Linked DNA regions of Homo sapiens: all the other regions are linked to region 1. A link is a loop called in an ENCODE intact Hi-C map of the cell type or tissue named here. Cell type or tissue: heart left ventricle. All regions are shown on one strand.

Evidence for each region. Peaks named below come from ENCODE experiments on the same cell type or tissue, not always from the same donor. Only the 100,000 strongest peaks of a DNase experiment are listed, where the experiment ranks them.
Region 2: it touches region 1 in a loop (7-fold over the local background); 39 of 110 quality-filtered maps call a loop at or near these places.
Region 3: it touches region 1 in a loop (4-fold over the local background); 8 of 110 quality-filtered maps call a loop at or near these places.

The regions. Positions count from the first base shown.
Region 1 is chr22:27,805,899-27,813,898 of GRCh38, forward strand. No RefSeq gene overlaps it. Among named protein-coding and RNA genes, the nearest start is that of MN1, 8.1 kb to the left of the region's middle. RefSeq lists enhancers at 4,111-4,632, 4,633-5,154. In heart left ventricle, no CTCF peak of the experiment used is centred here; a DNase peak (open chromatin) is centred at 4,813; H3K4me3 peaks cover 501 bases; H3K27ac peaks cover 1,102 bases.
Region 2 is chr22:26,684,188-26,692,187 of GRCh38, forward strand. The region is part of intron 1 of MIATNB (MIAT neighbor); the gene reads left to right. Among named protein-coding and RNA genes, the nearest start is that of MIATNB, 15 kb to the left of the region's middle. RefSeq lists an enhancer at 5,484-6,105. In heart left ventricle, no CTCF peak of the experiment used is centred here; no DNase peak of the experiment used is centred here.
Region 3 is chr22:27,103,239-27,111,238 of GRCh38, forward strand. No RefSeq gene overlaps it. Among named protein-coding and RNA genes, the nearest start is that of LINC01638, 120 kb to the right of the region's middle. RefSeq lists an enhancer at 7,847-8,000. In heart left ventricle, no CTCF peak of the experiment used is centred here; DNase peaks (open chromatin) are centred at 2,563, 4,743 and 5,763; H3K27ac peaks cover 3,571 bases; H3K27me3 peaks cover 927 bases.

The sequences.
Region 1 (8,000 bases):
ACTGGCTTCAGGACATGGAAGGCTCCTTCCGTGTCAGGCTGGTGCTTTGTGCATTATACCCATGGTCATCCTCACGGCAACGCCATGAAGTGGGGACTCAGAACCCATTCTACAGATGAGGAGATCGAGAAAGTCAAGGGACTTTCCCAAAGTCAAACAATGGCAGAGCTGAGATTCTAATCTCCCTGACACTGACGCCTGTCTCTTAACCACGGCCTGCTCTACCTGAATGTGATCGTTCAGGTAAAACACTTAGCACAGTGCAGGGGACATGGTAAGTGCCAACAAGTGTTAGCAACCTTTATTACCACTGTGATTATTACCAAATATTATCAAAATTATGATTCATATTATTCTCAGTGTCTCCCTCACCCACACAAACATGAGAAACTAGTACAAACACACACACACACACACACACACACACACACACAGCAATATCCTTAGCCTTCTTCCTCTAACCCCCGTATCCTTTGGAGCTTGGAAACTCACCGGGACCACAGAAGCTCAAGCCCTTCTTGCAGGCAGTGTTCCTAGAAGGACTGGAGGGGAAGCTACTTCTCCGGACACCTGGGGTCAGCAGAACAGGCCTCTCCAGTGGGCCAGTGGTGGAAAGGTCAAGGATTTGGGCATTACAGATTCAGATTCAAGTCTTGTCTTCACCACTTATGAGCTGCGTGACCTTAAGCAAAATACTTTTTTCTCTGAACCTCAGTTTCCCCTGTTGGAAAGAGACATGAAGGCCAGTTGATATACAGCATAGGGACTGGAGACAATGCTTTCAGAGTGGAACAGAGCACGGCACAGGACAGACATTCTTTAAATGGCAGCCCCTCTTATGACCATGATTATTTCTTCTGTGTTTGGATGCGGGGAGATGCAGAACAGAACCACAATCCCAGGAAGCCCCAGCTATGACCAGGACAGAGGAGAGGGCAGATGACTAGAGTCAGAAGATATGAGACCCTCATGGAGCTATAGTCTGCTGTTTGCCAAGCAACAGCACCTCGTCTATCTTGCTACACACAATGTCTGTCTTTTGGGGTCTCTCCTCGATCTGTTCATTATGTACATACCAAATGCTTATAATATGCCAGGGCCTGGTCTAGGAACTCAAGAAAAAATGTAGCAGACACAGTCCCAGCCTTCAAGCCAGATCAAAGGAAACCTACTATTTGATGTGAAAGGACTACATTACACACCTGTAAGGGACAAAATAACTGCCGGGAAGGAGGGATAATAGAGAAGGATTCCCAATGTTGGGTTTTGAAAGTAGAATAGGAGTTTGACAACCAAATAGGGTCACAGGACTTTCCAAGAGGAGTAATCATGTTAGACGGGGTGCAGGAAGGCTCAAGCAGAAGTGAGTTTAGAGCAGTATGAGGAAGGGGCAGGATCAGGAGGACCTCAAGGCCGGGTGGGAAAGTTTGGACATTGTTCTGGGGAGCTATGGAAAGGTTTAAAGCAAGACCAAGAGACATTGTCCAAGGTGAGTTTTAAATATCCCTGGAGACCTGAGGGTCTCCCTTTCTTTGCCTTCACTGTGGCCCCAGGAGCCATCTTTACCTAGTTTCCTTGGAAACAGGGCTTGGGATAGGGGAAGTCTCAGGTCTGTACCCAAGCAGCCAGCACAGAGCAGGACCGTGCCTGCTGCCTCTTCCATCTCAGGCCCGTGCACAGACAAGAGTCCCCTCTTGGTTCGGTGATTATAGATGCTGCTCTCTGCGGAGCAGGACCTCCTGCCCATTTCTCAGTTGGGGTAGGTTTAGGGGCATTTCTAAATGAGAGCCAGATCTCCTAGGTTCAAAGCCCAGTATCACCACCCCCGACCTGTCTCCAAGCGTGTGAGGGAGGCAAAAGTGTGAGAAAGCACCCAGTCCCCACTATATAACTTATATAAATTATATATGTACAGTATATTTTATAGTGTTAGTATATTACATAGCTACCCTGTGAGGTAGGTTCTATTCTTTTTCCATTTTATAAAAGTGAAAACTGAGGCACAGAGAGGTGAAGGAGCTTGCCCTAGGTCACACGGCAAGTAAGAGTCAGAGCCAGAACTCAAACCAGGCCTAGCCTAACTTCACCATTAGCCCACGTATCAGTCACAAAGATTCTCCCTTTCTCAAACCCAGGGCTACCATCTGGAAAGAGGACGCCTTGCCCACAGTTCTGATGCCTGGCCCTGGGTCTAAGCCCCTGGAGAGTCCCAGCCCTAAAGAGGGGTCCCTGCTTTCTCTATTGTTTTACTTCGCTGCTCCCCTGAGGTCTCTGGGGTCTGATCACAAGGTTTCAGTGTAGGGAACTACTGAATTTCCCCTCAAAAGATACCTGGAACAAGAAGTATCCCCAGCGCACTTGGCCTGGCAGGGCTACCTGTGCAGGAGAAGAGCTGTGGCCACTATAGGGCATTTCAACTTCCCAGGTACCAGACACATGGGGCTGAGGCTCCATAGCTTGCCGCTAGTCTCCAGATCTCCTGGACAACCCAACCTTCCCGGGGAATGCTCCATTTTCATGAGTCTAGCTCAGAGCCAGAGCCAGTATCTCAACCGCACAGCAACACGCTTAGCTTGTGACATGGAGGATCAGAAATGAGACCCTTGCTTGAAAGCATGAATTGGAACGATGCTACAAACCTCCCCTTTTCTGAACACAGAAACTCTCTTAGACCTCACTGAATCCAGAAAGCAACCCTAGGAAGTAAGCATCTCCATTATCCTCTGGAATGGAGGCTCTGATTGGTACAAGAACGACGTGTTCAAAGCCACATCGCGACTGCATGGCAGGGCCTGGTTTCATACTCGGATCCGTAGGGTCCTAGAGCCATCCTGCCAATGTCTCCATCTACGTGGGTTTCTCTTCCCCAGACGGCATCCAGCTATGAGCTTCTATTTTCCATTCTCTAAGTGAAGTATGCTGAACCCAGGCCCTGCTCCCAAAATAACTCAAACCAGCCCCACAGGCTGGAACGGAGGCCCCAGCGACTCCAGGGCCCAGTTAGCCTCCCCTTGAAAAAGTCCCTATTCAGCAAAAAAAGGAGGAATAAAAAAAACAGCCATCACTCATAAAGCGTCACATACCACACAATTAGTCAGAAAATGCAAAAGTTCAGCAGGTTATTCAACAAACCTATTTAGCATGCTCACAAGCCCCTCCCTCCCCACCTCTTCATTTTCCCTCCCTGCGGCCATCAGCAATGTGGGCTCATTACCACCGAGAACCTCGCTGGAAAGCCAGCCTCATAAACAGAACAAAATAAGCATCTATGATGGGAAAACTTTGGATGGACCAGTCATTAGCCGACACCTTTCAAATCACACTGTCGATTGTCACCTGCATCTCCTGTCCCCCACCCTCTCAGACACCCATGGCTGCATGCCCTGTCTCCACTGAGGTAAAGAGCAAGTGCTGGAAGGAACCACCCCCAATGCCAAGACCCAGGCTGAGCTTATCTTCCAGGAAGGAGCCCTGTGTGCAGCTGGAGTCTGCAGCCAAGCTCCTCCATGTGTCAGCAGCGACGGCAGCCGGCATGTGGCAGGTGCGTCCCTGTTTGCTCTACAGCGCCCCATTCCTCTTCACTTTCCTTACAGAGGGGTGTGCTGGGGTGGTTTAGAGCATCACACAGATCTGAGATCTGTGACCTTGAGTGCATCATTCCCTTCTCTGTGCCTCAGTTTCCTCATCTGTAAAATCAGTTTCCAGCAGTACCTACAGCAAAGGACATACGTGAAGACGGAATGAAATGGTGTAGGTTAAGCACAGCAGTCACACGCCATCCCTGGGAGGCGAGTAGAGGCACCTCCTCTCTAAGGCTCCCTGGAAGTGTGCTCCAGTGTAAGAAATGGGGGGTGCCTTGCTGACATCCTCCAGAGATCCAGGATAGGAGGAAAGCAGCCTCCCATCTCTGAGCACTCACCATAAGATGGACTCCTTTCCATAGGTTATTTCTAATTCTCGCACCAATTGTACTGCAGGAATAGATGTGTGCCCATTTTATGGACGGGAACCTAGAGGCAGGACACCACTTTGAGAAGGAGCTTGGGGAGAGTTCCTCCAAAAGAAGATCCCACACTTATTGCCCAAAGGGCTCAGGAAGGAAACGAACGGAACCCCCAGGGAACCCTCAGACACCCCACCTCCCACCCCCACCATCAGTCACACTGTCTAAGGGATTGTAAAGTGGACGACAATGGGGCTGATGGGCTTTGAATGGCCCTTCCCACCCAACTAGGAAACAGAGCCCAGAGGCAGTGAGTAATGTGCTTATTTGATCAGATTCTTGGAAACGTTCACAAATCATCACCATTCGCCCTGTGACAGTGTTACCAGCTCTTCCTTTAATTGTTGTTGTGTGCATAGCAGGAAGGCAGTGCAGTCTGGAGGTGAACAGGGTCGGCCTCAGGCTCGACTGCACATAGTCCCTTTACCTCCTTGAGCCTCAGTTTCCCCATTTGTCAAATGAGGAGGATAATCTTCTCTGGAGTTGTCAGGGGGGTGAACAAGCACAGAGCATTTAGCACGTAGTTAACACTCAATAAACGGCAGCTACTACATGGAGCCAGGCCCCTGCAGGGCGGGTGGCTCCCTGCGGGGCAGCCCTGAATTGATGAGGTGCCTGCTCTCTTTGGTCTCCCCTCAGACCCTGGCTGCATGGTCCTGAGACTCCTGGCTCCGGTCCGGTCCGGAGGCCTTGTCACGCCAAGGCCCTGCCAGCAAGGAAAAGGAGCGCTGAGTAGAGAGAGGACTCACCCCGGGTTCTCTGGGCCAGGCCCCAGCTGTGCAGGCCCCACCCTCTCTTGGCCACCTCCACCCCAGCTGAGGCTTAGCCGCCAGCCTCCGACATTTGCCACCCGGCCACCTGGTGAGCTCCAGGCAGGCTGCAGGCGCCAGCTGCCCCCACCTCTGGCTCCGATGAGCTCATCTGGGTTTCCAAACTTCCAAAGCGGCCAGGAATGTTTGCTCAAATGTTCCGAGCCCAGAGAGCGTTAAGAGCAAACCAGTGCCCTCCGCCCCCCTTCCCTGAGCAGAAAGCAATCTGCTATAACTCAGACAGGCCGGCCTCACCAAGCCCAGGAGATGGATGCAGCGTTTTGGAATCTATATCACCCAAAAGGAAAATGCCTCTTAAATCACAGGGAGCTGGGAGAGAGCGGGAGCAGGAGGCACCGGGACCCAGTGATGTTCCAGAGGTCAGGCCTGGAGGAGGGGAGTATCACCAGGCATGGAGTCACCCTGGTCATCAGTGTGTCTGCTGCACCTTCTTGGCTCAGGTGGAGAGAGGGAGGCCTGGGGACGCTCCCCTAACTTGAATGCTTGCTGGGTGTGCACACACACGTACATGCACTCATGCACACCTGTGTCCACATGCACACACACATGCACAAAGTGCCCACACTGATTCAGCCCACTCCCAGGTCTGTTGAAATCTCTGCCCATTTTATCCCTCCCTTCCTGGCCCTGGCCACCGCTCTCCAGACCTGGGCAGCAGCTGGGCTCTAAACCTGATAAAGTCAGGTCACAGACAGCCCTTCACTCATATCCTTAGAACATTCAGTGGATCTATCTTTTGAGAATAAAGATCAAATTCCTCACTGCAGTGTGCAAGGCCCTGCATGCCCAGCCCGGGTGACCTTGCCATGCCTGGCCCAGTCCCTCCACCAGAGCTGCACTGGCCCCTACTGTGCCCTTCTCACCTTCTCCCATCACAGGCCCTGGCAGGGGTTGTGCCCATGGCTGGAGGGCTTTTTGCTCAGTGAAGGCACAGCCACACCTCAGCTCAGCCGCCACATCCTCAGGGAAATGCCCCCCGCCGCCCCCGGCAACTCCTACCAGATAATCCCGGCACTGGAATGCTCTCTTACCCCCAAGGTCTGGGTAGCGCAACATCCAGCAGTGTTATCTTCTGGGATCCTTAATGAATCTCAGTCCACCCCACTCCATCAGGAGCACCCAACCAGCAGGGGTTCTTCCTGGTTTTGGCCACTTCTGTTTGCATTTCATTCATTTTCCGAATGAAGGAGTGAAGGGCCCTTGCAGTCCAGTCTTATGAACTCCTATTCATCCTGCAAGGCCCTACTTGGTACTTTTCAAACTGCAGATTGTGACCAATTTATAGATTAAAAAGCCATTTAGGGAGTGTGGTATACACATACAATGGAATACTCATCAGCCACAAAAAGAAATGAAATTCTAGACAGGCACAGTCTTGTAATCCCAGCACTTTGGGAGGCTGAGGCAGGAGGATCGCTTAAGCCCAGATATTTGAGACCAGCCTGGGCAACATAGGGAGACCCTGTCTCTACAAAAGAATTAAAAATATAGCCAGACATGGTAGCACATGCCTGTGGTCCCAGCTACTCAGGAGGCTGAGGTGGGAGGATGTCTCAAGCCCAGGGAGTTGAGGCTGCAGTAGCTATGATCATATCACTGAACTCCAGCCTGGGTAACAGAGCAATACCCTGTCTCAAAAAAAAGAAAAAAGAAAAAAAGAAAGAAATGAAATTCTGACTCATGCTACAACATGGATGAACATTGAAGACATTATGCCAAATGAAATAATCCAGGCCAGGCACGGTGGCTCATGCCTGTAATCCTAGCACTTTGGGAGGCTGAGGTGGGTGGATCACCTAAGGTTGGGACTTCGAGACCAGCGTGACCAACATGGAGAAACCCCATCTCTACTAAAAATACAAAATTAGCTGGGCGTGGTGGTGCGTACCTGTAATCCCAGCTACTCAGGAGGCTGAGGCAGGAGAATCACTTGAACACAGGAGGCAGAGGTTGTGGTGAGCCGAGATCGCACCATTGCACTCCAGCCTGGGCCACAAGAGTGAAACTCCATCTAAAAAAAGAAAGAAAGAAAGAAAGAATCCAGACACAAAAAGACAGTGGGTGATTCCACTAACGTGAAGTAACTAGAAGAAGACTCATAGAAACAGAAAGTAGAATTAAAGTTTACCAGGGGACGGGGTATCGCGGAATAGGGAGTTAGTGTTTCATGGGTGCAGTTTCTGTTTGGGATGATGAAAAAGTTCTGTGGATGAATAGCAGTAATGGCTACACAACAATGTGGTGGTACTTAATGCTACTGTACTGAGCACTTAAAGATGGGTAAAGTGATACATTTTATGTTATGTATATTTTACCACAATAAAAACAAAACGTAAGCTATACAAGTAAGTACACCTTATATTACAACAATTATCTAGTGAAACTTTTGTTTCATTATGTGTGAATTACTGCATTTGTGAAAAATATATTTCCAACTTCTTTGAATCAAGACCCACTAATTTTTTTTTTTTTTTAAGACGGAGTCTCGCTCTGTTGTCCAGGCTGGAGGACACTGGTGCAATCCTGGCTCACTGCACCCTCTGCTGCCTGGGCTCAAGTGATTCTCCTGCCTCAGCCTCCCAAGTAGCTGGGATTACAGGCACCTGCCACCACATCCAGCTAATTTTTGTATTTTTAGTAGAGACGGGGTTTTGCCATGTTGGCCACACTGGTCTCAAATTCCTGACCTCAGGTGATCTGCCCGCCTTGGCCTCCCAAAGTGCTGGGATTATAAGCGTGAGCCACCACACACAGCCCAAGACCCACTAATTCTTTTTTTTTTTTTTTTTTGAGATGGAGCCTCACCCTGTTGCCCAGGCTGGAGTGCAATGGCACTATCTCGGCTCACTGCAACCTCCACCTCCTGGGTTCACACAATTCTCCTGCCTCAGCTTTCCGAGTAGCTGGGATTACAGGTGTGCATCACCATGCCCGGCTAAGTTTTTGTATCTTTAGTAGAGACAGGGTTTCACCATGTTGGCCACGCTGGTCTCGAACTCCTGACTTCGTGATCCACCCACCTCAGCCTCCCAAAGTGCTGGGATTACAGGCGTGAGCCACCGCGCCCAGCCTAAGGCCCACTAATTCTTAAAAACACTGTGCTCAGGAGTCACGGTGCCTCAGAAGCCTGATGACCTCGGGCAGGGTGACATCCTCTCCTCTCTGCA
Region 2 (8,000 bases), 1.1 Mb before region 1:
AAGAGGCTGGTGGGATGTAATGTTGAAGGGGCAAGCCAGGGTTGGATAACTCAGGGCCTGCTGAGCCACAATAAGGAATCTGATTTGACTCTAAGTATATTTGGAAGCCATTGGAGGGTTTTGTACTGCAGAGTGACACCTCTGATTTATGCTGTAAACACTGGCTTCCAGCTGCTGGGTGCAGAATGGATTGGAGGGGGACGGGGAAGCAGGAAGCCTGGGGCGGAGGCTGTGGAGGAGTCCAGGTGAGAAACTGCATTTATCAAAGACACCATCCACACTGGTGTTGTGGGGCTGAGACTCCTCTGTCTCCACTGTGGACCAGCTACCCTGTGCCTGTGACTTCCAGACACTTCTGTCTGTTATTCTTTAAAAGGCAGTTCCCTCCTTAATTCTGAGGTGAGGATCTGCCTTCACAGACTCACTTCAGCATCCTGAAAGTCTGCCAGAAGCCCAGTCTGACTGCCTGAGTGAGGCCTTCCCAGCACTGTGTTAAAAGCTGGGATTGAACCATTTGTTCAGGCCCTCCAATCCTAGCTGTGCCCTACCTCCCCAGCAACTTCATCCTCTTCAGAAGGGCTGTCCCCACAAATAAGGCGGCAGCAACACCGTAGTGTGTTGACATTGGACTTGTGTTCTTATCTAGATGTACCAGGGCTGTATGACCTATGGCAAGTCATTTTACCCTGTTTTCCCATCTCTGCCACCTTCACCGCCTCTCCATATTGGTTCAACAAATGATGTCTCACACCTGTAATCTCAGCAATTTGGGAGGTTGAGGTGGGAGGTTCGCTTGAGGACAGGAGTTCAAGACCAGCCTGGGCAAAACAGTGAGACCCTGTCTCTACGAAATAAAAAAATAAAAGTAAAAAAATTAGCTAGGCATAGTGAGGCACACCTGTGGTCCCAGCTACTCGGGAGGCTGAGGCAGGAAGATCGCTTGAGCCCAGGAGTTCGAGGCTGCAGTGAGCTATGATCATGCCACTGATTCCAGCCTGGGTGAGTGAGTGAGACCCTGTCTCTTAAAAAAAAACAAACAAACCAGTAAAGGGTTTGTGCATGGTGAGGGGCCACTTGGAATTGAGAAAGCAACCAGGTTGTTAGTACTTTGAAAGAGAGAGGCAGACACCCCTTCTCTCCCTGGTGGGGCAGATAACACTGCTGTGCACACCATTAGTGCCCATTAAAAGTATCCTTTTATGAGGGCAAACTGTTCTTCAAGTTCACCTTGGATATTCCTGCTCGGTGTGAACCTCACCTGCTTTATGAAGGCTTCCAGGTTCAGCTGACCTCACGTTCCTTATGTCTGGCTGGACTCTGGATAAACTTTAATCCAAACACCCAAGACACTGATTTGTAATTTTCTTTGTGTAGATCTTTCTTCCTGATCAGGCCAATGTGTCTCGAAATGAGGCCCTCCAACCACATCATAGTTTTCAAGGTGGAATGGGTTAAAAATACAGACCCCTCTGAATCAGAATCTCAGTGTGTCGGCCCAGGAATCTGCGTCTCTGTTTTTTTTTTTTTTTTTTTTTTTGAGACAGGATCTCACTCTGTCATCCAGACTGGAGTGCAGTGGCACAATCATAGCTCATTGTAACCTTGAACTCCTGGGCACAAGGGATCTTCCTGCCTCAGCCTCTGAATAGCAGGGACTATAAGCACGGGCCAGCATTTCTGGCTATTTTTATTTTTTGTAGAGATGGGATCTTGCTAGGTTGCCCAGGCTGGTTTTAAGCTCCTGTTCTCAAGCCATCCTCCTGCCTTGGCCTCCCGAAGTGCTGGGATTACAGGCGTGACCCACGATGTCTGGCTGAATCTGTCTTTCATCTGGCAAATGATTCTTGGGCTCGCAGATGTTTTAGAACCAGTGCATTACAGAGTGAGTTCCTAAGCAGAGGGACTGCATCGGATACAGCACCACGTACCACGGTCCCCTGTGCAAATCTTACGCTCAATAAATGCATGTTGCTTGAATGAATGAGGTTTTAGGCAGGGATGTGGGGAGAGTCATTTTATTCTTCCTAGAATCCCCCACACTCGCTGATGGTCCCCATGTTCGACAAGAGGTCTCACCAAATTTTTCTGCCACTGGGAAACTTCTCCAGTAAGAATTCCCCTATGCCCCACTGTATAATCTTCTCATTAATACACAGTATTGTAAAGGTGATCTATAATTAGATGCTAACCGCGTTTGCCGTAAAATTGGGTGGGCGAGGTCAACAAGGTAAGCTGGGAGCCGGCTGATTGTTATGATCAATCAATAACCTATTTATTTCCCAACATTTCTATTAACCTCTGCCAGCCAATCACAGTTTCAATTTGAAAGGCTGGGGTCTGCTTTGCTGACTGGAGAAGTCTGATTGAAAGCGGGCCTCTGACATGACCCCAAGGGCGAAATCCAATTAAAATCATTTTCACTGGTAGATTAATATTTTTAGCATGTTCTACATCCTGGGATTCATCATTCCTGGCAATAACTAATGTCTTGTGACACGAGCAGGTGGATTGGCACTGCCATCAATAATAATTGTGATTAATTAGCTCATCAGGTGCTAGGATGGCTTTGGGGAGGCAGTTGGTGCAGCTTCTGGGAACTTCTCCCGTCAAACCCTGGTTATGTGGATGTCTCTGGGTCATACCAATGTAACGGCCTTTTCTGAGTAGGAATGGTGTTTATCTGTCTCTGGGTCTGAAACTCCCTTGGAACTATGAGTTCCTTGAGGGCAGGTATTATTTCTCATTGCTTTCAGCAAGTCACTTATTGTTTGGCACACCCAGCTGCCCTTTTCTGAAGACTGTCCTTTACTTTCTCCATCCGCACAGCTACAGTAGAAGCCACCATATTTGTGTAACATGGCCCCATTCCTGGCTGCTGCTTATTGAACTGGGGTAGAGCCCATCTTAAGCCAATGGCTCCATTCTTGGATGCTCTTGATTGGACCAGGGGTAGGTCCCGACCCAAGCTGGGACAATGAAAGCATCAAGGCACCACTTGTGGACACTGTTGATTGGACAAGGGGTAGAGCCAATCTTAAGCCAAACCAATGAAAACCTTATGGCACCACCTCTGGATGTGGTTGATTGGATTAGGAGAAGGGCCCAACCCAAACTGGGCCAATGAAAGCCTCACGACCCCACCTGTGGACACTGTTGATTGGACAAGGGGTAGAGCCCATCTTAAGCCAAGCCAATGAAAGCCTCTTGGCTCTACCCCAGATGTTGTTGATTGGACTAGGAGTAGAGCCCAATCCAAGCTGGGCCAATGTAGATCTTCCTTAGTATGGAATTAGGTTTAAGGGAAGGGGTCCTACTGGCCAACTTGAGTATTTAGGGGAGTTGATGGCCATTGTTTGTACTGTAAACAGGGAACTAGTTATGAATGAAAGTGGTGCTGAGAGAGGAGAAAGGATGAGGGATACAGAAAGTAGTACATCTTAGATTTCCTGGTACATCTCAGTTCCTGTTTCCAGGCCACTCCTGAAACCTGACTGCATTCCAGCTCCTTGGTTCTCTGAGTTATCTCTGCATCTTTGTAATAATTATTCTTCCCCCTACCTCCCTTGCTTGGGCTAATTTGAATGAGTCTGTTACTTTCAACCAAAAGTATCCCAGTGAATTTAGAGCCCAAGAGATGTCCAATGTCACACTGCAGGCCAATGAAAAACTATCCTCTTTCTGCTGACTCTCAGATGCAAAGCCTTTTGGGGGAAGAAAGAAACAAGGAAGAAAAAATAACTCACATTTATTGAAGGCCTACTGTGTGTTAGGTGCTTTGCAATGTCATGTATTTAATGTTTACCAGGCTGGGAGGTAGATTTTATTTTATTAGTTTACAGATGAGGAAACCGAGGCTCAGATATGTTGGATAACTTGTCCAGAGAAGAATTGGGGGTTGTATTTAATTATTTTGGCAAATTCCATGATTGCTGAGCACCCCATGTTGTCTCTTAAAAAGAGGTGTGGCCGGGCGTGGTGGCTCACGCCTGTAATCCCAGCACTTTGGAAGGCCGAGGTGAGCGGATCACAAGGTCAGGAGATCCAGACCATCCTGGCTAACATGGTGAATACCCGTCTCTACAAAAAATTAGCCGGGTGTGGTGGTGGGCGCCTGTAATCCCAGCTACACAGGAGGCTGAGGCAGGAGAATGGCGCGAAGGCAGGAAAATGGCGTGAACCCGGGAGGCGGAGCTTGCAGTGAGCCGAGATCGCGCCACTGCACTCCAGCCTGGGCGACAGAGCGAGACTCCGTCTCAAGAAAAAAAAAAAAAGAGGTGTGCTGCTTTGCTGTAGATATCAGCATGAGGCTGTTGAAAGATAATGAGGTAGCCAGTGGGGACCCTGGGAAGAAGTCAATCTTCAGATTGGTGATCAGCCTCTTGAAGTCCTGTAGAGAACAGACAGAACCAAGAGTTGAGTCTTGACCAAGTCTCCCCCACCTTCAAAAACCATCTCCTTCTAGAACCCACTCACTGCTTTCTGATTGCTTCAGGACTCCCAGGACCCACCCAGACAGCCCCAGCTCCAGCTTCTGGAGACATCTCATTAGTGGGTTCTCTGTAGCCATTCCATCCTTAGGAAAACCCAGGGCAAAACCATATCTTCCAAAAGAGGCTCTGCAATGGAGAAATCCCAGTGGACCAAGGTGCATGATCTGCTTTGAAGCGTTCAGGGATATTTGTCTTCTCCCATTGGGCTAGTGGTGGCGAAAGGTGCACCAGGCTCCCCTTAATGTACACATCTGGATTGAACTGAGATTCCCACAGCAGATTTTCCAATGAGGAGTGGATTGCAACAGGGAAATAAATATAATTATTTATATGCATGCTGGAGAGTTTCAACAGGTACCAACAGATATATTCAGGAGTCAGGAAACCTTGGGAAATTCCTATAGTCCCAAATTCGAATCTCTAGGTCAAGTTAGCTGACCATAAAAAATCAGCCTGGGAGGTGTTTTAACACTGCAGTTTCCTGAGCCTGACTTCTGGGGATTCTGATTCCTGTGGCATATTCGTTCTTTTGAGAAGCTTCAGAGAGAATCCTGACAACCAGCCAGATTAGAGATACACAAGGCACATTATCACATTAAAGGCACTAAAAAGTCCTGCAACAAAGACACCCATGACATTTCATTGAACCAGTTTATCAAAGTTAAACAAACACAGGTCCCTCTTTCTCTATGTTTTGGTATAATACCTGTTTTTACAAGGTCTACTGCTCAGAGAGCTTACCAACTTTCCCGCTTAATAATTATACACTAATATCATGAATCCAGTGATTTTTTTCATGCCCTTCCTATTTTATAGCATTGGGTTATTCTCTCCCTGAAGACAGGAATAGGATCTGTGTTATTTGTAACATCCTCCACATAGAGTCTGAGGAAATGAGTGAGTCTCTTAAAATCGTCTTTGAATAGGGGACGTGGTCCTCTGCCCACCAATAGGAACATTGATAACAGGGTAGGAGAAAGATTTAAAGCAGCTGGTCATAGTAGGAAAGCCTGCAGAGCCACATTTGGTTGACAGTTGTGGATGTTGAGTGCCAGCAGTCCAGCTGCTTCTCTTCTGAGCTGTTTCTCCACTGCTCTGAGATCTGCCTCTTAACAAACTTGGTCCCCAGGTATGAGCCCTCCTGAGACATTTGGTTAAGAAGAGGAGTTTCCCATTTCTCTCCTTCTCCTCCTTTCGGCCACCAGTGGATTGAAGGGAGCAGTGCTGAGGCCATTTAAATGGGCTTCTCTGCAGAACGAACAAGCCCTTGTGTTGGAAATTGGGTTAAATTCAGCATGCATAACCACTCACAATGGCTCTTTACACCCCAGGAGCAGTAAGATCCCACTAATCTTCAGTCAAAACAATTAGAGCATGAAGGGTGGTGTATTCATCCCAAAGGCACTGGGCAACTGGGAGTTAGGAAGGGGTGGGACCACCCACATTCGGGGCTTTGACTTTCCAGCCGCAATGACAAGGCCAAAAGACCCGGGGGATTCGGAAAGCGGGTCTGGTCAGAGAAGTTGCTTCAGTCCATCTGTCTCTTTCTCCACGTGGTGGACTCTTAGCAAGTGCGAGGCACTTTACATGCACCGTGTCATTGCATCCTCACATTAGCTTTGTTACCATCATCTCCTATTACAGCTGAGGAAACCGAGGTGCACAGAGGTTAAATGATGCACTCATCAGAGCCCAGCAGCAAATAGATGGCACAGTTAAATCAGTCCGGTTCAAGAAGAATTTAATAAAGGTACCATTCAAAGAGGTGCTGACAGTGTATTAGTTTTCTATTGCTCCATAACAAATAACCAGAAACTTAGTGGCTTTAAACAACACCCTTCTATTAGGTCATAGTCCTGTAGGTCAGTAGTTCAGGCACAGCATGGTTTTCTGCTCAGAGTCTCACAAGATTGAAATTAAGGTGTTGCTGGGGCTGTGATGCCATCTGAGGCTCAAAGTTCTCTTTCAAACTCTCTCAGGTTGTTGGCAGAACTCAGTTTCTTGCAGTTGCAGGACTGAAGTCCCCACTTCCTTGCTGGTTGTTGTCCAGGGATTGCTTTTACCTCCTAGAGACCACCCTCAGTCCACAGACAGTTCACAGCCTGGATATCTGCTCCTTCAGGGCCAGCAAATGGCTGTCTCTCACTTGAAATCTTTCTGACTTCTAAGGGTCACCTGATTAGACCAGGCCCACCCAGGATAACCTTCCTTTTGATTAACTCAAAGTCAACCTAAGACAGTATGAAATCCCATCATATTTGCAAGTTCAGGCCACAGTCAAGGGGAGGGGATTATTCAGGGTGTGTTCACCAGGGAGCTAGAATCTTGGCGGCCAGTTGAGTTTTCTGCCCTCCACAGACAGGATGTGGGAAGCCACCAGGAATAGTGCACTTCCCTGGGGATAGCAGTGGTGGGACTTGATTACCACCCCTGGTTATGAACAGATGAGGAGCTGGGAGACACAGAAGGAGAGGGCTGCGTAGTAGAAGCTGGGACCTTTGGTTGAAGGACACAGCTAGTCCCTGGTGACTTGGCAAGGAGGGAGCTAGAGGAATAAATAGGTTGACCTCAGTTTCCTTCCTCTCTTTCATCTTCTGTTGTTGCTCTCCGTTGGCTGATCTTAACAAGAGGCTGGAGGAAGGGGCACAGCCTATTTATGCAGCCAGTAGAGACCAACTTCTTAGGGACTGGGTAGGTTGGAGGAGGATGGACAGTGGATCAAGAGGGGTAAATAGATGATACGCCGCACAAGCAACTTCTTAGAGTCACACACCTTCTAGTGTTAGAGTTCAGATTCAAATTCAAATCTCTTTAAAGTCAGATCATACCGTGCACCCTTCCGTTTCCTGACAATCTAACAATCCAGTGAGAGACACACTTATATTTCTACTTCGTAAAGGTCCAGAGAGGTTAAGTAAATAAACCAGAGTCACACAGCTAGCAAGTGGCAAAGCTGGGATTCTAATTCAATTCCAAAACTTGACTTCCAACCTCTCCACCTCCATCGACCCATATATATCCACTGACCAATCTATTCATTCATCAGACTTTTACTGCATGTCTTAAGCTATGCACTGTGTTCAGAGCGGAATGAGATTCCATTCTTTTCTTTTCTTTTCTTTTCTTTTCTTTTCTTTTCTTTTCTTTTCTTTTCTTTCTTTCTTTCTTTCTTTCTTTCTTTCTTTCTTTCTTTCTTTCTTTCTTTCTTTTTCTTTCTTTCTTTCTTTCTTTCATCTTTCCATCTTTTTTTTTTGTTGACAGATTCCAGATTCTCCCTCTGTTGCCCAGGCTGGCTGGAGTGGAGTGGCATGATCTTGGCTCACTGCAATCTCTGCCTCCCAAGTTCAAGCAATTCTCCTGCCTCAGCCTCCCGAGTAGCTGGGATTACAGGTGTCCACCACCATACCTGGCTAATTTTTATATTTTTAATAGAGACGGGGTTTCATCCTGTTGGCCAGGCTGGTCTTGAACTCCTGACCTCAGGTAGTTTGCTCGCCTCGGCCTCCCAAA
Region 3 (8,000 bases), 700 kb before region 1:
CAGGGCACAGTGCCACCTGGCCCAACTTCGCCTCACACACTGAAGAAGACGGTGTAGGACATTTTCTGAATGTGCACCCTCATTCCAACTGTTTACATCATTAATTCATACGGCCCAATTTGCATCTGCACACCAACTCAATACTTTTTATGATGCAATTACTACTCAGAGATGAATTTTTTATGAGTTTCCTTTTAATGTCTCCAGGGCCTTTTATTTTGAAGAAAACCTCCTTGTGGAAAATGGCTAATCTTTCTTACAGTGAAGACTGAAAGCCTTCTGGTTCTCCCAGTCACAACCTAAATGACACTTCTTCCAGGAAGCCTTCGCTGGCCTGGATGAATGGGGAGGTAGAGCTCCCTGTGTGATGGGCAGCAAAGTAGGTTGGTGGTTAAGAGAACAAAAAGTGGGGTCAAAATAACCTGGTTTCAGGTTCTCACTGCAGCACTTAGTAGCTGTGCAAACTTGAATAAGTAACTCAATTTCTCTGAGCCCCAGATACTTCATCTCAACATAGGGTTCAATAGCCTCTCTCCTAGACTTGCCTTTAGAATGAGTGAGATCTTACAGGCTAAGTACTTGGTGCAGAGTTAGCACTCATGAAATATCCACTACTATTATTATAACACACTAGTATAACACAGCAGCTGGCAGCCATCCACACAGATAGGTTCACCTTTTTGGCCTCCATAATTCATTTGGTGGTTATGGAGATAAAGGTGCAGGTGCTCACCCTCCCCCAGAGAGATACATAGCATATCTTAGGAGTTTAATGTCCATGAGCTTTGGTATACATCAAATTGTCTTTCTTTCTTTTTTCTTGATCATCACAGTGTTGATCAGGTCTGTCTACCAAATCAGGAAGGGGAAACAGGAGGGGAAAAGGTAGAGGGAGCCCTGGGGAAGCAGTTTGCCCTGGGGTGAGGTGGTGAAGGCAGCCTGGATTTGAACTCTGCTTCCTAGAGTTTCTGAGGTCTTGGGCTGGGAGGTGCCTTCTTTCCATTTTACAGATGTAACGCTTTAGGTCCACAAAGGGGAGGGAAGGGGCTAAGGTCCTATTGCTCCTCCCAGTGCCTGGAATAATGCGTTTTTAGGGAAGCTTCCTCTGAATGTCTAAGACACCCTGGATTTCCTTTTTAAAACACTCTCCCAACTTCTCGTAAAGGCTTTTTCTTTTTCTTTTATCCTCACACTTTATACTTTATATCTATCTTTCTCTATTCTCCTTCTTTCTCTCTCTCTCATCTATCTACCTTTATCTTCTTATTTTTTATTTGACAAATAAAAATTATACACATTTATGGTATATAGCACGGTATTTTGAAATACGTATACCCTATGGAATGGCCATACCAAGCTAATTAGCATATGTATTACTGCACATACTTAACATTTATTTGTAGTGAGAACACTTCAAATCTATTTTCTTAGCAATTTTCAAGTACACAATATATTGTCATTAACTATAGTCACCCATGCTGTACAACAGATGCCTCGAATTTATTCCTCCTGTCTAACTGAAATTTTGTATTCTTTGACCAACATCTCTAAAATTTCCTTGCCATATTATTGACAAAACATTACACATTCAAAAAATAAAACATTCAAAATAAAACATTCAAGCAGCACAAAAACTCTCTCACCTCTTTGAACCCTAGTACCCCAGCTTTCTCACTAGACACCAACTTTTCCCAATTTCCTGCAGATCCTTCCAGAGACCTTCTCTACAAGAACCAATATATCAAAGCCTATCCAAGGCTCTTGTTTTGTAGAAATGGACATGAAGTGCAGTCATTGCCTGTGCCTTCACTTTTGTCACTTAGGTGTTGTTCTGTCACCATATAGGGATCTGCTTCATTTAAGGGCCACATGGTATCTCATGCTAGAATAAGCCAAATTGCATTTAACCAATCTATCAATGGACGTTTTGGTTGCTCCCAAATCTTCATCTATTACTACATTTTTGATATCTGCCTTTCCCACCTGACTGTAGACTTTATGAGGATAGTGCAGTCTGTGTCTATTTTATTTCTGTCTCTTCAAAGTATAGCATGGGGTGTCTGAAACATGGTAGGTGCTCAATAAACAGTCCTTAGATGGATGGATAAAAGGATGGATGGATGGATGGATGGATGGATGGATGGATAAAAGGATGGATGGATGGATGGATGGATGGATGGATGGATGAATGGATGGATGGATAGATGGATGGATGGATAGATGGATGTATGATGTATGGATGGATGATGGATGGATGGATGGATGGATGGATGATAAATAGATGGATTGGTTAGTTGTAGAACCTGGACTAAGTCTCTGATTCTCCTACCCCACTCTTTTGTGGCCTGAGGGACCCAGCTCTTTGACAGTCTCACCCAAGGAGGAACGCAGTACGGAGTCCCCATCTTCAGGCAGAGCCAACAGTGGAGACGAGCACATGCTGTCCCGCTGTGCTCACAGCTCCATGAGCAATAGCAGGCTCCCAACCAAAGCTCTCCCTTGGACGCTCACAGATAGCAGCGGCTTCCCAAGGCCTGCTGGGTGGAGTTGCACCACGTTATGGAAACTTCTATTTCTGCTTTATAAAAACAAAGTAGGAAAGGAAACCTGGCTCGGCAAGAGACACATGCTGGCCTCGTGAGTCATCTTTCTCCAAGCAAGACCAGAAAATCCTCCCAAAACTGGGGCTTTCACTGAGTCTTTGGCCTACATGCTTATGTTTCTCCCTCCCGAACCCCAGAGCCCTGTACACATGGGAGTTGCAAACTCAAGTGCCCCCCAGGAGACTGGCCAGAAATGTACAATAAAAAGTGAGGCCAGCACATGGCAAAATGAAGGACACTTTTCTCTTCTACACCAGCAATCTTGTGTTTTTTTTTGTTTTTTTTTTTTAATGTGAAATATCTCAACTTTTAAATTTCAGAGACCAATGAAGATATTTTTTAAAATGCTACATAGGCTAAGTCAACTTACAGAGGGCTGGCTTTGGTCAGATGGCCACCTGTGTGAGCCTCTGTTGGATGCTCTGTTGGATGTGAGAGTCAGCAACACTCGAGATCATTTATGTTTTCACCTTCTCTGTGGACTGGGACTCTCTCTGTGCAATTCTGTATCTCTGAGACCCTGCAGAGTGGGAAAATAAAGCAATTGTTGTGTGCTTTTTTTGCTTTTAATTAATGCATTGATTTTACAGATACTTATTGATCATTCCATGTATATGCTAGTCTAGGTGATGTCCGTTTTGCATCTCTTTTCTATCTTCTTTCTGCATCTGCTGCATCCTAGTGGCTATAAGCTTAAGCTCTAGTTTCAAATTGCCTGGGTTCAAATCCTGGCTCTGTCACTTACTAGCTAAGTGACCTTGGACGTGGGATTCAGCTTTTTTCCCCAAGCCTCAGTTTGCTCACTTGTGAAATAGGGGTCATTATAGTCTCTCTCACTGTGAGAACTAAATGAACTGATGTCAGGAAATGTTTAGAATACCCCCTGGCTCCTGTTCAGCTGTTGATCATCACCCATTTGCCACATTCTTGTTAAATGCCCTTTATGGGTTAAGCTTGTGCTTGGCATTAAGGTTTCTGCCACAAGCAAAGTGGGGCCCACTCCCACAAAGACTTTCTTACTAAATTCTCAAAGTAACCCCATTGTACAGATGCAAAAACTGCGGGTCAGGGAGGGAAAGTGACTTTCCTGAGGTCACACAGCTGGTCAGTGTCTGAGATGGGATTCCAATCAAGTACATCTGTCCTTCCTACCAGAACCCATGCTTCTTCTGGGCGCAGAGAGATGGAAAGGATCCCTCTTTTCCCAAGGCTTCCCTTGACAGGCAAGGAGTTGGCCTCCGTTTCTGCAAGAGTCCCTCAGACAGCTCTGATCATTTTCAAGTGGACCCAAAAAGAGAAGGGCTGGCATGTGCTCATGATCCCAAGCCTGGGAGCTTGGCACAGCACAGGCCCTTCTTACTGGGCATGGAACCAAAATTCTTAGAAGCTTCTGACTTGTTTTCTCCTTTGGATGAAGGCATAGTGCATGTTCGCTGTGTGCCTCCATGCATGCCTCGTAACAGAGAATGGTCACACACATAGGGAGTCCACAGCTGAGGGTCATGTACCTTACCTTCCAAAGCCCCAGCCCTCTGCAGGGTGCTGTCTTGCCACCTTTCCAGGAACCGTGACCTCTGGGTTAGTTGGCAGCCAACATTTACTGAGCAGTTAATGCACATCAGACTCTATTCAAAGAACTTTACATTAACAGACTCAGTCTGCACAATCATCCCCAGAGAGGTAGATGCTATGGTACTTCCATTTGACAGATGAGGACACTGAGGCCCAAAAAGCAGAAGTAACTTGCTTAAGGTCATGATGCAACTCAATGTTAGATAAAGCCAAATGTCAAAATATGAGTTCTCAGAGGTCTCTGGGTTAGAGAATGGTCTTTCTGGCTGGTGGCACTTTTATGATGTGCCTCAATATGTCTGGGACAAAGTGGCATTCAATTAACCCAGCTCCATCCACCCATCTGTCCACACACTTATGAGTCGTATGATCCTGGGTTCATCAGTTCACCTTTGGGACACTCACTTCTAAACTGCAGGCCAAAATGCCAGTACTCACCCTTGCAGGAACGAGGACCAGAACACCTGAATGGGTAGTTACCTGCTTTGGGAAAGTGACATGCTGGGTAGGCAGAAGGAAGTGTTCACACCAGTATCCCTCATCTCCATCAGGCTTGGCTCTGAGCCCAGGTCAGGCTTGAGCACAGCCAATCAGTGACTCATCCTTGCTGGGGGCATAGTCTGCTGTTGTGTTAGAAAAGCTAGACCACAATGATTAATTCAAGCATGATAAGAACGTCTGGGCTCTAACCATCTGCTACTGTGTGACCTGGGGTAAGTCCCTTCCCTCTCTGGGCCTCAGCATCTCCAGGTACTTAGACCCTATGAACTCTAGGAACATTTTAGGCTCAGACAATTGATGGAAAATTGCAAAGACTCCACGGGGGGGGGGTCTCCCTCAACTAGTTTCTCTTTGCCCTCATGTCTGGAAATCTAGTGGCAAAAATGCTTGCTCTCCTAACTAATTTGTATCCACCTCTGGCACAAAGAAACCTCAGGACTAGTTTTCTGTTCCCGCAATTAATAATATTATTGTTGTTGTCGTTGTTAATATTCACTGCATTAACTGAACTCAATGTGCTGAGTCTTTTACACCCATTGTCTCTTTGAATCCTCAAACTAATCTCTTGGGCTAGATACTATGATCCCTTTCTCTTAACAGATAAGGAAAGTGAAGCTCCCAAGACTTGATTAAGTAGCTCAAGGTCATCCTCAGTGCCAGGATCAGAAGCTGCAATTTGAACTGGGGAACTCTGGTCTAGCCTTTCAGCTCTCAGCCATGAGACGGCACACCCAGCCCTGCAGATCAAAAAACAAACTTGCCCTTCCTCGCCTGAAAACGCTCCCTCACCTTGGCCACCCGGCATGAAAACATTCTGAATCCAGACTGCCAAGAAAGAAGAATCAAGAAAAAAGGAAGAAAAGAAAAATGAAGAACGCTTTGTTCCTTGAACTGTTCTCCACAAGCATAGTCTCCGCCAGGTACATTACTTAACTGCGGAGGTGACCCCCGACACCCCCCCCCCGCCCCCACCCTGGCTGCCTCGAGCTCCCTTGGCAGCCGGGTAGTCACGTGATGCCCAGACAGCCCTGGCTGCTATTCAAGCGTGTCCATGTGAAGCAGCTCTAGCGAGCATCGCTCCCAGAGGGGGAAGGCGGGGGCCCGAGTCAGCCTTGGACAAGGCCCCTCAGCCCCGCGCCAGAGAAGCCCCTGTCAGTGCCCACTGCCCTTTCAAAGACACTGCACGCTGGGCCTGCTCCCTGCACCCTTCCTTGCCCAGGAAGCAGCAGCGCAGGCCAGATGAAATGGCGGCCACAAGGTAGCATCGCTGAGGGGCTTCTGTTCATCAGAGTTCAGCCTGGTCTCCCGGCTTCACTCATTCATTAACTCACTCACTCATTTGTTCATTCAATCACTCATTCATTCATGCATTCATTCATTCACTCACTCAGTCACTCATTCACTCATTTATTCCTTCATTTACTCCAAACTTCACTCAATCATTCACTCACCCAATTATTCACATGTTCCTTCACTCACTCACTAATATATTCACAAATTACTTCACTTACTCATTCATTTATCCATTCATTCAATCATGTATTAGTCCATTTTCATGCTGCAGATAAAGACATGCCTGAGACTGGGTAATTTATAAAGAAAAAGGAGTTTAATGGACTCTCAGTTCCATGTGGCTGGGGAGGCCTCATAATCATGGAAAAAGGCAAAAGGCACGTTTTACATGGTGGCAGGCAAGAAAGAGTGAGAGCCAAGTGAAAGGGAAAACCCCTTATAAAACCATCAGCTCTCATGAGACTTATTCACTACCATGAGAACAGTATGGGGGAAACCACCCCCATGATTCTATTATCTCCCACCGGGTCCCTCCTATGTCACATGGGAATTGTGGGAGCTACAATTCAAGATGAGATTTGTGTGGGGACACAGTCAAATGATATCAATTCGAACACAACATATCATCCACTCTTCTCTGCACTGGGGACATAACAGTGAGCAAAATAGATGAGATCTTTTTGGAGCCTCAGTCTAGCAGGGTAGATAACCATTAAACAATAAACACTTAATTATTCAATTGCAAACATGCTAAGTTTTAGAAAGGAAGAATAAAGCGTATGATCATATATAATAGGGGCCCAGCCTTTTCAGACACCCAATTACAAAAGCATAGCTCAACTCCCTTTCACTCCCCATATTGCAAAGCAGATATCTACAAGATATCTACAAGAATCATGAAGGCCTAAAAATATGTCAGTGTTGGAAGAAACATCAATGATTATCTGGCTCTTGGTGGCAAAAGGCAGTGACATGGTATGGTCAAGGGCTCAGACCTTTGAGTTGATTTCTGGGTTTGAATCCAGCTCTGCTATCAACTGCATGCCCTTGAATGAGCTATTGAAACAATTGGACTTGGTAGAGTGAGAACAAACAGAGTACTAGAGCTGTGGGGGAAGATTAAATGAGAGCCCTATGCAAATCATTTAGCATGGGCCTGCCCCTGGGCAGCAAACAGTGCATGCTACCCTCGATCATGCTCTACTTTCATTGAGCATTGGAGGAGGGAACCACATGCCTTAGGATGATCCAGTAGGAGCCTGCACTTGAACCCAGGCCTCTGGGCTCCCAGTCCAGTGCTTTTTCCAAGCACAGAAGAACCTTTGATATACAATGGAAGAACCGCCATTCTCCTGTCTCCACCTGCTGTTCACCAGCCTCTGTCATAAATGTCCCAGAATCCTCACCCAAGATCAAGTCCTGACATCCAAGTGTCCCCCACCCCAGGTGGCTGCACAGCTGTCTTCCGGGGCATCTTGGTTGGTGGGAGGGGAGAGAGAAGAAGGCATCTAACACACAGCTTCTATTTGCCATGTCAGGAGCAGTAACTTCTCCTAATTATTTCCTGGCTCCTGGATTCATTAGCCACCCCAGTATTAATTCAGATCACTGCATTTATCCCCATCTGTCCTAGATTCGTCACCAAGACACTGACGATGCTAATGTGGTGGTTTCAGCAATGAAAGAGCACTGCAGAGTTCAAATTGTTGTTCAGAAGGGGGAAGGGCTCTAGCAATTTTTGGTTTAGAACAAGCAACGAGAGTCCCCCACCAAACACACACACACCACCCCCAAGCCCCCAATACCCCAAACCAGGCAGCCCAACGGCCCACGGGCAGATAACCTTCTGCCCTGGCCTCAGCATCAGAGAAATTCCTTTTAAATGACTCCACAGACTTCCCCACCCACTGAGTTCCCCTCTTTGGCTAACAGATGGGCTCAGCTAACCATTCCCAGCTTTCCGATAAAGCAGTGTCAGGCAGTGAGGCCCCCTCGGAAAGGCATGCTTGGATAATAAATTCCAAGGCACCC